Regions from separate parts of the Homo sapiens genome. Here region 2 is linked to region 1. Evidence: chromatin loops called from intact Hi-C (ENCODE). Cell type or tissue: sigmoid colon. All regions are shown on one strand. Region 1 overlaps PDE4D (phosphodiesterase 4D). Region 2 overlaps PDE4D (phosphodiesterase 4D).

Region 1 (2,500 bases):
CTGTAGGGACTGATGATTCAGTCTGTAATGATGCATTCTCTTCATCTTCTTTTTTTGTCTTTTCTTCTATATATCCTTTAGGCATTCTACTGTATTAACACTAGATAGAAAAATTAAGATTTAGGCCCAAACATTATCTTCTGGCATAAAGTAAACTAATCGTTTCCTGATGTACAATAAATAAACAGACATATTTCTAGTAGAAGATTCCTTATGATTTATCAAAACCCAATTATCACTTACCCTTATGGAGATCTTAGATCTTAGAAACCATACTGACAATATAAGATTAAGAAAACAACAGAAAATCAAAATATATACCAAGGATAATGTTAATAGGTTTCATCCTTATCACAGCATACTGTTGAAACTTACTTGAAATATTTTTTTAAAAAAGATACAAGAGGACAAGTGTTTAGTTTTTAACAAGGGAGGGGACTAGTCAACAAATATTGATTACCTAATTTATGAACAGCTCTGGCCAAAGTGGTCAAAAAAAAAAAATTAGGACTTTAGTTTTCCTAAACCTATCTTAATTTTTAACAGGATTATAGCTTTGTTCAATCTTTACAGTCTTTAGCCTCTTTTGTGAAATGGGTTTCCTTGTAAATAATAAAATGACACCTATATATATTTAAAGCACTCATGAAATAATTTTATCTCTTTATTAAAAACTGTGATAACCCTTCCAATTTTGAAATTTATTGTCTTCCTAAATTCTTGCTACAAAGCCTATCATTAATATTGCAGTTCATTTTTTCCCTAAAGATTGAAAAAAACACTAACAAATATAAAGTCTTTATGGTCAAAGAATGTACTCCTTTTATAAAACTTGGAGTTGATGTAAAGGCACAGACAACACAAGTTACCTTAATAATAAATGCACTTTTCTTTGTAATTTTGGGTAATTCAGTGTGATTTGTAATTCTTTTAAAAGACACACAATCACTTGTATTTTTGCATGGTTCTTTTTTTCCTAATTTCCCACTATAGTGAAATATCTGTTTTTCCTTCTCTATTGGGTTTGGATTGGAATGATCAGGTAGAATTAAATGTAAAATAACAAAAGGAAAATACTTTATAGATCTTCTCAAAATACTTTGAAGGGTATAATCTCTTTAAGATGGCTTTATTCATATTTAAGCCAAAAACAAAAAGCAACCAAAACACTACTGTTTATACAAAAAGCAGCTTCAAAATCAGCCAGTTATTTTCTGAAATGGAGATGGCAGACATTAGCCTGCACTTACTCCAATATGGCAGCCGCATCTTTGCCTCTTTGCTATGGACACATCCCCAGCAGGCCTGTACTTTCTACTCTCCAGACCTGTTTATGACAGGCCAAGGTGTTTCCTATTATGGTGCCTATGGCTGCACAGTGCACTGCTTGTCAGTAATAAAAGCCAGAGGCTGTCCCTATAGGGATTACAGTGCAGCAGACCAGAGATGCTGATGGGAATGCAAGCATGCCCTAGGCAAACATTGCAGAATACTCTCTGACAGGCAAAAGCCAACAAACACATCCTTTCTTCCCAGACTAGCAGGGAAAGTATTCAGTTATGTCATTTTCACTTGGAACAAACTAATAAGAAGAATGTTATTGCTAAAATAGGTAGAGATGAGAAAGAGCAGTTTATGACCATGAATATGGCCTCTATGGTTTTTGCCTGTGCACTACAAACTTTTAATTTAAACGAGATGAGATTGATCTAGCATATACTATGATAAAATTTCTGAGACATGAGTATCTAAAAGCAGAACTGAGATTAAGTGAGAAATGCTCAGGATTCCTGTCACTGAAAGAAAAAGAAAAAAACCTTTCTTGAAAGGCACAAAGTAGAATGCTCAGACTCTCCATCTACCAATACAAGGTAAAAAACAGCATTTGCATTAACCAACATCATGCATTCTTGTACTAATTTATGTGACTAACTACAAAATGTTATATTGACACTCACTGTGTAGGGTGTCAGGATGGCCAAGTGGTCTAAGGCACCAGACACTCACTGGGTTGGGCTAAAAACACCGTAGAAGACCTCATCAGAACAATAAAACAGAGACACAAAATATTGTACTAAGAGTTAAGAGAATTACAAATAAAAGTTCTGTGGAAAGTCAAAGGTATCCAATTAGGAAAGCCTGAGGTGGGAGACATAGGACACCCCAGATATAGGATGGGAAGAAGATGGGATTAAAAAAAAAGGCTTTATAAAGGATGTAACATTCCAGATAGGCCTTAAAAGATGGCTTCGATCTTTTAAATAAAACTTTTTGTTTTAGAACAGATCTAGATTTACAGAAAACTTGTGTAGACATTACAGATAATTCCTATATACTCTACACTGTTTCCCATTTTTAATGTCTGACTTTAGTATGGCACATTTGTCACAATTATTGAACCAATACTGATACATTATTATTAAACAAAGTCCACACTTCATTCAGATTTCCTTAGTTTTCACGTAATTTCCTTTTTTCTGTTCTGGATCCCATCCAGGAT
Region 2 (2,500 bases), 750 kb after region 1:
TTTCATGCGGTGTTATTATATACCACAAATGCTTTTAGAAGAAAAATGAAAAACAAGATATTCAATGTTTAGGAAATTGAAGATGGAAAACAAGAGAGTGCTACAATAAATAGGTGCTTTACTGATGCTTTTATGGCTCTGAAACTTGGGAAACTTTTTTCCCTAACTAGGTAAAAAATTTGTTCTGATATCTGAGTCACAGCTTGGGAGATGGAGTGGGAGAGCAATGCCTAAGTTAATTTAATATTTGAAATCAAAGCATTGTTTTACTTCTAAAATAGTGAAACTACACAGATAGGTATATTCACTGTTACATAATAAGTCAAATTTTCTAAAACATCAGGGCTTAAGTTACCTTTTAGACAATTTCAGAGGAACCTCTCCACTCACATTTCACAAAGCATGTCTCACCGAAGATGAGTTTTGCCTAATTTTAATGAATGTTTCACGAAAAAAAAAAAAGCATTTTGTGATTTAAAAAATATATGGAGCTGGGTTGAATACAACTAAATGGGGCTCCTCAGAGTAAGAGCTCTCCGTCTTTTAATATGTTAATGTGATTTGTGAATGTAGACTCGCCTGGCTCTAAATCCACCTGCATCCTCCAGCATGTCCAGAGATTAATGTTTCCAGGAACCCTTAACTCGACTTTCCACAAACATCTCCTTGAACATAGCTGATAGATAATGCAAACCTTCCTGATTTTCTGGAGTGCGTTCTTTTTTCTTTTTGTTGAACTGCAGCCAAACGGAATGCTTCCAGCAGAATGATGACTTAGTTCGGGTACTGGCTGCCCTGGTAACAGCCTCCATTAGAATCAGGTTATTGTTATGGTCCTGCTCTCAGGCTAATTTCACCCTCCTCTGCAATTGGTGTATCTCCAAATGTAAAAGACATAACCTTAGCAAAGACTATGAGAGGGATGGGGCCATGCCTCTAAATAACAGCTTTGTGGACAGAAGCCTGTTGGGAGACTATGGACAAACTAACAGGACAGAAAAATATTGGACTAGATGGTACTGTTGGTAAGAAGATGTATAAAGGCAACTGAAGGCCAGACAGGTGCTCTTCAAACATTGATGGACCTACAAATCACCTGGAGACCATGCTAACATAAAGATTCTGATTCAGTACATCTGGGGTGAGGCTCGAGCTCCTGAATTTCCAAAGCTCCCATGGGATGCTATTGCCTGTCCATAGATTGCTCCATATGTATCTTGGCCTTAGATTATGTAGGTATTGATGGCTAATGAATACAGCAAAAGAAGGCAATTAACTTGGACACAGGTGATCCTATTTCTTTATATTCAGGCATTTGTGTAATGTTTAAATTCACTGCTGATATTATAATAAATCATGCAATTTCTAAAATAACTTATATAACAGTATTACATAACAAAATCATAAACCATTTTTTTCAAAAGCGCATATACACTCTAAAAGATTCCATTCTAGAAGCAAACTTTGCTATATTAAATCCACACTTTTTAGATGAGACAAAAAAAAGAAGTTGAAATAAACTCTTTTGCAGGTGTTGTGAATATCTATGTCTGTTAATAAATTATAAATTAAAAGTAATAATTACATAATTGAAAGGTAAACTTTAAGACTTATAGACTGTTTTCTGAATGTAATTTATTTAATTATTCTACAAGCATTTAATAAGACACACCATGTGCTAGGTTCTGTGGGTCCAGTGAAGACATGGTCTTTGTGTATCTGGGGATACAAGATTCATTCTTTGCTACACTCACAGTCTCCTGGGACTTTCAGTCTAGTCTACTGTGCAGTATGAAACATGCGAAGGACACTTACCATCAAGATTCACTACCACACTATTGACCTATTATCTAAAGAATTAAGAAAGTATGCATCCGCCAACTCAATACCTAGCCTTATAGTCAATCTATGGATAACTGTAAAAGCAGGTATATGCTTTTCTTTCTGGGGCTTCCCAAGAAGTTATTCTGACCTGGAAGAGCTCAAATGGTTGCTAAATTATGAAAATCAATTTGAATTTCTTTCTGAAATTATTATTTTAAGCTGTAGTAAAATACATATGAATATTACACCAATATTATAAAGGCATATATTCTAGTTAGGCTAATAACCACCATTTATATCCTGTAATTATATAAACATTGCATAAGCCAACTAGTAATTATTTAATCAATCAGTTATAAGGGAAATCAACCTATGACAAAGAAATCCTCTTGATACACCCCTGGTGAAAACACTTCAGTCTAAACAGCAGTTGCCTCATGATTCTTGTACTTTAAATGCTGGGAATATAGTAAGTGTTCAATAGACACTAGACACAGGTAGAAAAGGAAGGAGGAAATGATTTTGCCGTTTGTTTTACTATTTTTTATGCTTTTAGATAGTTAACAGGCTAAAAAGGTAGGGTGTTCAAATCAATTTATACTGATCTATCTACTAAAATTCTACATTGTTTTAGAAATCCTTTTGCTAGGCCAGTGCAGTGGCTCACACTTGTAAT

What was found. Peaks named below come from ENCODE experiments on the same cell type or tissue, not always from the same donor. Only the 100,000 strongest peaks of a DNase experiment are listed, where the experiment ranks them.
Region 2: a loop joins it to region 1, with 5 times the contacts of the local background. A loop is called at or near these places in 1 of 110 quality-filtered maps.

What each region holds. Positions count from the first base shown.
Region 1 is chr5:59,024,533-59,027,032 of GRCh38, forward strand. The region is part of intron 6 of PDE4D (phosphodiesterase 4D); the gene reads right to left. Among named protein-coding and RNA genes, the nearest start is that of PDE4D-AS1, 14 kb to the right of the region's middle. In sigmoid colon, no CTCF peak of the experiment used is centred here; a DNase peak (open chromatin) is centred at 1,353.
Region 2 is chr5:59,776,412-59,778,911 of GRCh38, forward strand. All of the region lies in intron 1 of PDE4D (phosphodiesterase 4D), which reads right to left. Among named protein-coding and RNA genes, the nearest start is that of MIR582, 74 kb to the left of the region's middle. In sigmoid colon, no CTCF peak of the experiment used is centred here; no DNase peak of the experiment used is centred here.